Regions from separate parts of the Homo sapiens genome. Here all the other regions are linked to region 3. The links are chromatin loops, found by intact Hi-C in ENCODE. Cell type or tissue: A673. All regions are shown on one strand.

Region 1 (4,000 bases), 220 kb before region 3:
CTGGATATTAGTCCTTTGTTGGATGCATAGTTTGCAAATAACTTCTCCCATTCCATAGTTTGACCATTCTGTTGGTTGTTTCTTTTTCTTTTCTTTTTTTTAAAATTTTTTATTTGAGACAGAGTCTCTCTTTGTCACCCAGGCTAGAGTGCAATGGCATGGTCTCGGCTCACTGCAACCTCTGCCTCCCGGGTTCAAGCAATTCTCCTGCCTCAGCCTCCTGAGTAGCTGGGACTACAGGTGCATGCCACCACACCCTGCTAATTTTTGTATTTTTAGTAGAGACGGGGTTTCACTATGTTGGCCAGGCTGGTCTGGAACTCCTGACCTCATGATCTGTCCACCTCAGCCTCCCAAAGTGCTGGGATTACAGGTGTGAGCCAATGTGCCCAGCCTCTGTTGATTGTTTCTTTTGATGTGCAGAATATTTTTAGCTTGATATAATTCCATTTGTCTATTTTTGTTTCTGTCGCATATGCTTTTGAGGTCTTGGTTATAAATTCTTTGCCTAGGCCAATATCCAGAATAATTTTTTTCTAGGTTTCCTTCTAGAATTTTTATAGTTTCGGGTCTTACATTTAAGCCTTTAATCTGTCTTGAGTTAATTTTTGTCTATGGTGAGAGATATGGGACCAATTTCATTCTCCTGCTTATGGCTATCTAATTTTTCCAGCACCATTTTCGGAATAAGGTGTCCTTTCCTCAGTGTACGTTTTTGTTGACTCTGTTGAAGATCAATTATCATTAGGTATGTGGCTTTATTTCTGGGTTCTCTTTTCTGTTCCACTGGTCTATGTATCTATTTTTATGCCAGTACCATGCTGTTTTGGTTGCTGTAGCCTGGTTGTATAATTTAAAGTCAGACAGTGTTATTTGTTGCTTAGGATTGCTTTGGCTATTTGGACTCTTTTTTGGGTTCATATGAATTTTAACATTGTTTATTCTAATTCTGTGAAAAATGACCTTGGTATTTTGATAGGAATTGCATTAAGTCTGTTGATTGCTTCGAGCAGTATGGTAATTTTAATGATACTGATTCTTCCAATCCATGAGCATGGGCTATTTTTTCTATTTGCTTGTGTCATCTATAATTTCTTTCATCAGTGTTTTATAGTTTTTTAATAGAGATAGAGATATTTCACCTCTTTAGTAAAATATTCCTTAGTATTGTTTTCTAGTTATTGTAAATGGGATTGACTTCTTGATTTTGTTCTCTGCTTGATCACTATTGGTATATAGAAATGCTACTGGCTTTTATATGTTGCTTTTGTATCCTAAAACGTCACTGAATTCATTTATCAAACCTAGGAATGTCTTGGAGGAGTCTTTAGGGTTTTCTAGGCATAAGATCATATCATTGGCAAACAGATACTTTGATTTCCTATTTTCCAGTTTTGATGCCTCTTATTTCTCTTGCCTGCTCTGGCTAGGAAATCCAGATGTTGAATAAGAGTGTGAAAGTAGGCATCCTTGTCTTGTTTCAGTTCTTAGAGGGAACATTTCCCCATTCAGTATAATGTTGGCTGTGGGTTTGTTTTACATGGCTTTTATTATTTTGAGGTATGTTTCTTCTATGTCTAGTTTGTTGAGGGTTTTTATCATGAAGGACTGATGACTCTTATCAAATACTTTTTCTGTATTTATTGACATAATAATCTGGTTTTTGTTTTTAATCCTGTTTATGTGGTTAGTCACATTTATTGATTTGCATATGTTGAACCATCTTCGCATTCCTGCAATAAAACCCACTTGCTCTTGGTGCATTATCTTTTTGATGTGCTGTTGAATTTGGTTTGCTAATATTTTGTGAAGGAATTTTGTGTCTATGTCCATCAGGGATATTGATCTGTAGTTTTCTTTTTTGTTGTTGTTGTGTCCTTGCCTGGCTTTGGTATCAGGGTGACAATAACTTTGTAGAATGAGTTAGGGTGTATTCCCCCCTTCCGTTTTTTGGAGTAGCTTCAGTAGGATTGGTACTAGTTCTTCTTTGCACATCTGGTGGAATTGGGCTGTGAATCCATCTAGTCCTGGGTTTTTTTTTTTTTTTTTTTTTTGGCGAGGAGAGATTTTTTTTTTTTTTTGAGACAGAGGGTCTTGTTCTGTCACCCAGGCTGGAGTGCAGTAATGTATTCTTAGTTCAAGGTGGCCTTGAACTCCTGGTCTCAGGCTCAGGCTCCTGAGTAGCTGGGACTGCATGTGTGCTCCACCACACGCAGCTGCCTGTTTGCTGTTGTTTCTTGTGCATGGATGTCTATTTCTCTGCATTAAAGGATTAGTTATTTATTCCAGACTTCCCTGTCTGGCTTGTTTTGGTTTTTTGGGGGATATGTTTGCTTAGAGAGTCTTTGTAATTTACCTGTTAATTATGTTTCTTTTGTTTTTCCCTCTAGATCACTGCCTCCTTTTTGGCACTAGATGGCGCCTTAAGCTCAAGTTTGCCTCAGTTGTAGTAAATCAGATTGCTGCCTGTTCCCAAACGGGTGAGGCTCCAAAAGGGATAGCCTGGCAGCGTGGGAAGCTTTCCAGGGGTTTGCGAACAGGGAACCTGTGAAACGAACCTCCTCCCGTGTGGTGATGATGAACAGCCACTCTGATTTGGTATCTCCTTTGGCCAACGTCCAGAGCAGAGTTTTCTAAGCTGGGGATAGTAAGTCCCACCTTTGCCATTTGTCTCTGACTGTCCTTAGGGGCATTTCTCTTTCTAGGCACTCTCAATGCTTCCTGTGACTTGGGGCAGAGGCAGGTCTCCTGCCAAAGAACGCAGGATGGTGGGGAAATAGATCAAACGCCTCAATCTTAGTGTTTCCAGTGTAGAAGCTGTGAGTCAGGGGGAAGATTTCCATGTGTTTGGTGCTGGGCAGATCGGAGGGCAGAGCATTATGGATATGGAAGTCTGATCCTCTGACTGTCGGCTCAGAGTTTTTTCACTTCTCTGTAGTCCCAGGAACTGTCTCATCCTCATATTTGAGTTATGGTATATTGCTGGTGATAATCTTGGTGCTATATATTTGTTTTTGGTTTTCTGTGGGGGGTGGGGAGTGAAACCAGCTTGCTTCTGCACTGCGATTTTGTAACTGGGAGTCCAGGTTTTGTCAATTTTTGTTTCATGCATTTTTAAGCTCTATCGTTAGATGCAATTCTGATTTTTGTTCTCTTGATGAAAATGGACCATTTTACCACCATGAAATGTCCCTTTTTATCTCTGTCTTAAAGTCTACTCCATTTGAAATTAACCTAGCCCTTATTCTAGCTTTCTTATGCCCTGATTGGATGCTGTATAATGTATCTTTTCTCATCTCTTTCCTTTCAGCTATCTGTATTGTAACATTTAAAGTGTATCTCTTGTAGTTGGATATAGATTCTCCTTGTTATTGTTTTTTAATCCTGCCTTCTCTGCTTTTTCGCTGGAGTGTTTAGTCCATTTACAGATAATGTAATTATGGACATAATTTGATATAGATCTACCATTTTATTACTTGTTTGTTTTGTATATACATTTTTCCTCTCTTCATCCTTTTTGGCCTTCTTATGGGTTAAAATAAATTTTTGGAACTCCATTTTAATTTGTTAATTGGCATTCTAGCTACACCTCTTTCTATGTTTTAAAGTGGTTGCTTAGTGATTACAATATTCATTCTTAGCTTAGAGTCTACATTCTACGTAGATATAAATATTTTACCACTTCACACAAAATTTAAGAGCCTTACAACTATACACATCAGTTTACCCCCAACCTTTATGCTGTATTTTCATATATAATGTATAAAAACATTAAAACTCCCACAATACAATGTTATAATTTTTACTTTAAAGAGTTAGAAGCATTTAGAAATTAAGGAGAATGTAATATTTTATATTCACTAAATTAGTCGTTGTAACACTGCTATAAAGAACTACTGGACACTGGGTAATTTATAAAGAAAACAGATTTAATTGGCTCACAGTTCTGCAGGCTGCACAGGAAGCATGGCTGGAGAGGCCTCAGGAAACTTACAATCAT
Region 2 (4,000 bases), 200 kb before region 3:
ATATCTTATGTATTTTGAAGCTACAGTTTTTCGTGAAATTATATGCTCATGGGTGGCTATTTGAAAATCTGTAATTCTTCTTATGACATTATTGTTTGCATTAACTTATATTTGTCAGGTATTAGGATGATCACCTTAGCTTTCTTTTGGTTCATATTTGTCTGCTATATCCTTTTTAATCCTTCTGTCTTCAATCTCCCTGTATCCTTTTGTTTAAGTGCTTGCTCGTAAATAGCACAGTACTGGATCTTACATTGTTCATCAAATCTTAGACTCCCTATCTTTTGCTTGATGGCAATAACCTATTTATCCTTGTTATGAATACTGTTATGTTGTGCCTATATCATAATGAACCTCTGATTTAAAAGCAAACAGCTGGCTGGGTGTGGTGGCTCATGCCTGTAATCCCAGCACTTTGGGAAGTTGAGGCGGGCAGATCACCTGAGATCAGGCATTCAAGTCCAGCCTGGCCAACACGGTGCAACCCTGTCTCTATTAAAAACAGAAAAATTAGCCGGGCTTGGTGGCACATGCCTGTAGTCCCAGCTACTCAGGAGGCTGAGGCAGGAGAATTGCTTGAACCCAGGAGGCTGAGGTTGCTGTGAGCCGAGATCGCACCACCACGCTCCAGCCTGGGTGACAGAGCAAGACTGTCTCAAAAAAACAAAAAACAAGACAAAACAAAGCAAAAAAGCAAACTGCTAATGACAGAATTGGAATATCACCATTTTACAGTCCCCGGTGACATAATGGATGCAGGTAATGATTGCCAATGGCAGCTGACAGCACAAGAAGAGACCAAAGCTGAATCTGAACAAACCTCCGGATTCAACTCCAACGGACCGAATCTACAACTCAGAAAATCTGAGGAACACGTGAAATTATATGACAGGGATGCAGACAACAAAATCCAGACTATGGGACATGTCAGGACAGACAACCAGGTTTTCTCAACAAATGAATTGCAAGGAAAAAAGACAGAAAGGAGGGGAGGCATACAGAGGAAGAGGCACTCAAAAACAGTGGGCTAGTTGCAGTGAGTGGACTTTATGAGGATCATGATTAATAAACTGTAGAAAAACATTTAAAAATTTATGAGACTGTATTATTTGATGATAAGAAATAAGTATTATTTTGTGGAATATGGTATTGTGGTTGTATTGTTAAAAATACTTATGTTACATATTGAAACATTTAGGAGTGAAATGATATAATGCCCAGGATTTAATCTGATTTGAAATACATCGGGGAGGAGAAAGTGCAGGGTGGTTAGAGAGGAAGTCGGATTGGCCATGAGCGAATTGGTGAAGTGGAACGATGGGTATCTGGGAGTTTATGACAGCTCTCTCTACTTTTGTACATATTTCAAGTTTTCCTTAATAACATATAAAAAAAATTGTGCATGGGGAAGTAAATAGCTGATCTGCTTTTTTGGGCCCGGGGCCTCCCCCACCCCATGCCCCCTTCAGAGGCCGGAGGCTGGCTGGCATCAGCTGCGTTCCCCGAAGGCGTCAGGAGGTGGCGCCACTGCTCCTCTGCCGGCTGCAACTCCGCGCCCCCAGCGCCCCCCACCGCCCCCGCCTCAGAGGCCGCCAGGGTTCCTGCTCTTCCCTACAACGCAGGGTGCGGGGAGGGAGACCTGAGGTCCAGCGCAGATTCACCCGTTTCAGCTCGTGCTCCAGGCTCTCCTAACCCTCATCTTTCAGGGCTGTGGCTGCCTGTGATGCACCTGTCCAGGCTTGGGGAAGGGACCTTGTCCTGGCCCCATGAACCCAGCCTAGGCTCCCGAGCTTCACCCTGACCTTGCGGTCTCCCTTCCATGTCCTCTGGCCTCCCCCACACCTGGAGGCGGTTAGCCTCAGTCCCCCGCAGCCCAGTTGCCCAACACCCATCTCCCGACCCCAGACTCCAATTACAGGGCTGGGCGGGTGCCCCCTCTGGCTGAGTCTTCAGGTGTGAGGCCCTCAGTAGGAGCCAGAACCATGCCTGTGGGTGGCTGTGGCTGTGGCCTTGAGCTGAGCCAGCCCGGGCCAGGGAGTCAGTAAGCCCAGGTCCCAGAGCAGCCTCCCTTGACTATGCCATGCCAGTCTAAAACATGCTGAGGCTGGAATGTGGAATAATGGTTTTCTAACCTTTTTTCTTTTTGAGACAGAGTCTCTGTCACCCAGGCTGCAGTCCGGTGGCGCAGTCTTGTCTCTCTGCAACCTCCACCTCCCGGGTTCAAGCGATTCTCCTACTTCAGCCTCCTGAGTACCTGGGATTACAGGCATGCACCACCACACCTGGCTAATTTTTGCATTTTTAGTAGAGACAGGGTTTCATCATGTTGGCCAGGCTGGTCTCAAACTTCTGGTCTCAAGTGACCCACCCACCTCGGCCTCCTGAACTGCTGGGATTACAGGCATGAGCCACCACACATGGCCGGTTTTGTAACTTTTTAAAGGAGTGGAACTCCATTTCTAGAAGCCCAGTATGTAAGATCAACAGGAGTGAAGATTCCTGGCTCTATCTGGGAGAAATTCAGTCCCTTAGGCCTCCTCTGGCCCCGCCCCCAGCCCGGGGTGAAAAACACCAGGCTTCCTGGACTCTGGGCTCCTTACGTTTCTGGCTAGCTGTCAGCCCAAGAGTTCCTACAAGCCCGTCCAAGGCTCCAGTAAGTCCTCCTGGCACTCATTCAATCCCTTCATTCATATATTCATTTATTCAACAAACATTTACTAAGCTTATACTCTATGCTAAACTTTCAGGGAGACAAGCGACCAAGATGGAGACTCTGTCCTCTGTGAGCCCACAGCCTGGTGAGCAGACACACAATCTGGGCCTGCTGTCCAAGCAGGTGGACCCCAATTCAGGGAGCACAAAGCAGAGGGTGGCTGCTGGCTCAAGGTAGTCAGGGAAGACTCCTCGGAGGAGGTGACATCCGGGTGGTCTTGAGGAAAGTCAAGGGTCCGGAAGACAGTGAGAAGCTTGCTTTCTTGATGCAGCCCTTTAGAGAGGACTCCCAGAAATGACAGCGGGGAGCGAGAACTCCAGACTGTGATTTGGGTGGAGACCAAGTGCTTCCTTGTAGATCCCCCGCCTGGCGCGTTGCATGAGCATTTATCTATCGGGCCGCCCACGCAGATGAAGCAGCGAGTCACTACTCCTTCGGAAACACCACTACAGGATGTCTGGAAGGAAATCTACTTCCCTCACAGAGGGAAATTGCCAATAATCAGTGTTGCTGAGAACACGAGTAGCTTCATGGGCCCCAAATGAAAGACTGAATCCCAAGTGTTCCTTCCAAGTGCTGGGGGGTGAATCAGTAACAAGGTGCCAAGATTGTAAGGCCCCCCTCCTTGGGCAGAATGCCTCTCCATCCACAAATAGAAACTTGCTGAGAATTTAATTAAGAACAGTGTACATAAAACTCACTGTTCCTAAGTAAACAAATATTAAGCAAGATACTTCACTTTCATGTTATGGGCTCTTGAGGGGTGAGAAAATCGGGACAGGAGGGGTGGGTGGGGAGCTCTTGAGGGGGAAGAGGAAGAAAGATTCAGACTGAGAAGAAAATAGATTCCAGGTTGGGGAGGGGAGAGAAGACGAAAGCCAGACATACACATTGCAGAGGGAACAGAGGAGAGGCAGATGGAAGGTTCTAACTTCTTCTCTGTCCAGACTTTTTTTTGTTTTTTCTTTTTTTTTTTTTTGAGATTGAGTCTCCCTCTGTTGCCCAGGCGGGAGTGCAGTGACGCAATCTCAGTTTACTGCAACCTCCACCTCCCGGGTTCAAGGGATTCTCCTGTCTCAGCCTCCCAAGTAGCTGGGATTACAGGCACACACTACCAGGCCTGGCTAATTTTGTGTTTTTAGTAGAGACGGGGTTTCACCATGTTGGCCAGGCTGATTTTGAACTCCTGATCGCTGGTGATCCACCCATCTCGGCCTTCCAAAGCCATGAGCCACTGGGCCCGGCCCAGAGTTTTCTTTTGTCTTAGATCTCCACTTTCTTGCTTAG
Region 3 (4,000 bases):
CATGAGAATCACCTGGAAGGCTGGTGAAATGAGAGCCCAGGCCCCACCTCCAGCGTTTCTGATTCAGCAGGCCTGGGGTGGGACCCAAGAACTTGTATTTCTAACACGTTCCCAGGTGAGGCTGATGCTATTGGTTCAGAAACCACACTTTGAGAATGAGTTTTAGATCAATAATTGTCAAATTGTGCTGTAAGACTTCCTCTAAAGAAAGGGTTGGCAAACTTTCTATGAAGGGCAAGACAGTAAATATTTTAAGCTTTGTGGGCCAGACTATCTTTGTCACAATCACTCACCTCTGCTGCTATATTTCAGAGAGCGGCCGTAGGCAATATGTAAATGAATACAGGGGTTTGTGTTTCGATAAAACTTTATAAAAATAGGCAGTGGTCCAGATTTGGCCCATGGGTGGAGTTTGCTAACCTCTGCTCTAGAGCAGTGCTGTCCAGTAGAACTTTCTGCAAAAAGCAGACATAGGCAGTATGTAAATGAATAAGCATGGATGTGGCACAATAAAACTTTATTTATAAAAACAGGCAGTGGGCCAGATGTGGTAGAGGTTTGGTGACCTCTGTTTTAGAGCAGCACTAATAGAATTCTCCATGATGTTGGAAATGTTCTGTATCTGCACTGTCTGATACAGCAGCCACTGGCCACCTGTGGCTACTGAGTACTTGAAATGCGGTGTGGCCAAGCACTGAAATGCTAAATTTGAACTTTAAATGACTAGTGGCTATCTGTGCCACAGCAAGAAGACAGGCTCCAATGGAGCAGCCACCCCCAACACAGGAAGTGAACCTTCCCGCCCTTCCTACATGGAGAGTCTTTGCCCTTCTTGAGCTTCAGTGTCCTCATGTGTAAGATGGGGATCAAACAATAGCTACATCACTAGACTTTCCTCACTGGACTTTATTTGATACTTTAAACATAGAATACACTCTACTAGATACATGGTTTGGAAATCTAATTAGTAAGGCACGTGGCCCCAGCAGATGTCTTCCCCCTGGTGCTCTGCTCCCCACTGGAGGGCTGACCGCTGGGGGCGAGGCAGGGCTGGGGAGATGGGGACCAGCTCTGGGGTTGTTACCCCTTTCTCTTTGTCCAGTCTCCTCCACCAGATTGTAAGCTACATGATGGCAGTTACCATGTCTGTTGTTTAGGCTGCAAACCCACAGCCCTAAGATCCCTGACACACATCAAAAGGCCAGCACACTTGTTGAAAGGATGCCCCAAGTTTCAGGTTTCCCCTAAAACTGCTCGACAGAGAGATCTGTAGCTGAAATGTCTGGACACTCCTGTCTTGGTCCCTGACACAACTGAAAGGGAAGCCACTGGGCAGATATGGAAACTGACACACGGAGAGGTCTCGCCAAAGGTTTCATGGGGTTAAGGACACAGTCCAAAGATAAGAGGCCTGCTGTCTGAGCATAACTAAAAGAGTTTGTAGGGCAGAATGCCATCTCTTACAAAGCTCACCCTGCCTCCTTCCTTCAGCACTGATGCAATGCTGGGCCCAGCCCCTAGCCAAGCAAATCTTGGTCATGTCCCAGCTCCCTGGGCTGATGGGGTCAGAGGGGAAAGAGGGCTCCCTGTGCAGGAGGGTGGGAGATGATGCTGTAACTTTCCATTAGTTCCCTCCCCTGAGAAGCCAGCTAGCTGGAAGCTTTGTGTAAGGCATCTTCAGCCCTGTGCCAGCCCTCTCTCTCCACCCCCACACCCCCATCTCCTAGCAGCCCTGTGGTAAGTGTCCAGGTTCCCTTTGGCAACTCAAGTCTTGTAGAACACATGAAGAGGAGACAACATTTCCACAATGTAAAAAGCACCACCACAGTGACCTGCGCTGGGGAACATGCCTTGAGCAGGAAGGGCCCGCTGGCCAAAGTTCCAAAGGGAAGCCCTAAGGGCTAGTGTGAGTTTCCCAGGGAGATGATACAGTGCAGGGCTTCCAGGCAGAGGGACTGGCCGGTGCAAAAGCGTGGCAGTGCTGTGGGTGCCAGAGCCTGGCCGGGCAGCAGGTGGCAGCACGTGCTACTGAAGGAGAGGGGGCAGTTTCTCGGAGTAGAGGGAGGTTTAGAAAGCACAGAGGGTCACGGTTCATGACCACGGTGCACCTGGGCAGGTAAGTCCTGGTGCAGGATCAGGTCCCACTCCACCAGCTCAGTGACTACTGAATTTTTTTTTTCCCCTCGGGGCCACATGAACCCCATTCAGACCTGGGGGATTTGTCTGCAGTGATATCACATCCCTAAAGCAGGAGTGCAGGGGGGTGCCAAAGGGCGTTGCTCTGAGGATGCTGTGAGAACTGCTATTTTATAGTTTTCCAGAAAGCTTGAGAGAGGGGATGAATTGGCAGGAGCCCAAGAAAGTGGCAACAAGTTACAAGTGTGACACCAAGCTCTTTAGTGGCTTAGAAATCTCCCCACCCGGGTCATCCCCTGGGATCTGCCATGACTGGGGTCGCTTGTGGTGGTCTTGGGTCAGGCCTCTCCTCGCACACTTCCTAACTGCTCATCTGCCCAAGGCAGGGTTAGAATGAGTGAGTGATGGAGCAAACAGCTGGAAGCTCAGCTCTGAGCAGAAGGGATCTTTCCATTCCAATTGTCCCTAAGGGCTATAGCATTGTGGTATCCCCAGAGAACAGCACAGAGTAAGGCACACAATTAAATGCACCATAAATATTGGTAGAATTATTAATCTCCAAAGCAGCTTGTAAAAGGTTCAACTCCCAGGCCACCCCCGACAGGCCTGCCAAATTCCACTCTCCCCAGCAGGGGTCTGGGAAGCAGGACTTGGAGAAATCTTCCTGGTAGTTCTTTGACCAGGCAAGTGTGGGAGGCACTGGCTGGTCCAACAGGCTAGTCCAAGCACGTCAGCTTTTGAAAGTGGTCACGGTCATGGTGGTGGTGGTGGGAGTCGGGGTCCGGAGAGGGGTGGAAGAATTTGCCTGGGATTGTAAATTGGGCTTCCATGCCAGGGAACTGGGCCACTTTACCTAGTGGGGACTGGGAACTGGGGACTGACAGAGTGACGCCCTGTGTTCTCTGCCATGCCAACTTGGGTCCAGAGCCTGGGGCTCCCCACTTTTGGAAACCCTGCCATGCTTGATTTTCACAATTCACTTACAGTCTCCCCAGTCCAGTCCCTGGTACCCCAACAAGGATGGGGGTGGGGGGCTGTGCTGACACAGAAGAAGGAGGGCTTTGGCCAGGTAGCAAAGTGTTCACAAAGTGTGAATCCCTTAAGCATTTCTGGGTATCCCTGCCCCTGGCTTTTACATCTCAGACCCCCAGCCAAGACTCAGGTACCAGCTGCCTCCCAGGACAGCAGAGAGCCAGGCTGTGGGCCGTGGGCTGCCAGGGACAGCTCCAACCCTGATCTATGGTTTTAGGCTTTCAGCCCCAACCAGGTCTTTGTTAAGACCGAGAAGAAAAGGGAAAAAGCTACAAGGTTCTGTCTCCCTAGAAAAGGAAAGGGAAGGCTGCCAGGGAAAAATTGTAGGGGGTGGGGGGATGCCTCATGCCCCTTCTGCGCCCCCTTCCGCGTGGTGGTGGGGACAAGAGAGAGATGTGGGTGAAGAAGAAGGTGGGGTGGGCGGCTAATTGAGGGGGACGACGATTGTGGCGCGGTCAGCGATGCGCCCAGAAGAGTGTGAGTGGGTTGTGTGTGTGTGCGCGCGCGCGCTCTTAGATGAAATTCTCATCTCAGGGTGTGCCCGAGACCCTGGCCAGCAGCCGCCTGCCCCAGCTTTGGGCAGACGCCCCCACCCGCTTTCGCAATTCACCTGGCCCCTTATCTTGAGTTGCGAGGGCTGCTCCCTCCCTCCCTCTTCTCGCCACCGAACCCCCATTCACCTGTTCCCCACCCCGAGTTCAAACGGCTGCTGCAGCTTCCTCCTCCCCGCACCGCCCCCGTACCTGCGCCCCCACAGGGCAGACGATGCTTGGCTGCGCGGCGCGGCGCGGGGCGAAGAGGCGAGGACCCTGCCCGGCGTGTGGGTGCGGGG

What was found. Peaks named below come from ENCODE experiments on the same cell type or tissue, not always from the same donor. Only the 100,000 strongest peaks of a DNase experiment are listed, where the experiment ranks them.
Region 1: it touches region 3 in a loop (5-fold over the local background); 13 of 110 quality-filtered maps call a loop at or near these places.
Region 2: it touches region 3 in a loop (4-fold over the local background); 13 of 110 quality-filtered maps call a loop at or near these places.

The regions. Positions count from the first base shown.
Region 1 is chr20:43,407,907-43,411,906 of GRCh38, reverse strand. No RefSeq gene overlaps it. Among named protein-coding and RNA genes, the nearest start is that of SRSF6, 48 kb to the left of the region's middle. In A673, a CTCF peak has its summit at 2,400 (motif pointing right); a DNase peak (open chromatin) is centred at 2,446; H3K27me3 peaks cover 876 bases.
Region 2 is chr20:43,388,019-43,392,018 of GRCh38, reverse strand. No RefSeq gene overlaps it. Among named protein-coding and RNA genes, the nearest start is that of SRSF6, 68 kb to the left of the region's middle. In A673, CTCF peaks have their summits at 1,329 and 1,531; DNase peaks (open chromatin) are centred at 2,678 and 3,098; H3K27ac peaks cover 1,185 bases.
Region 3 is chr20:43,190,162-43,194,161 of GRCh38, reverse strand. PTPRT-DT (PTPRT divergent transcript) reads right to left here. Exons shown (of 3, transcript NR_186414.1): 1 at 3,912-4,000. Among named protein-coding and RNA genes, the nearest start is that of PTPRT-DT, 2.1 kb to the right of the region's middle. In A673, CTCF peaks have their summits at 1,795 and 1,994 (motif pointing right); no DNase peak of the experiment used is centred here; H3K27me3 peaks cover 2,897 bases.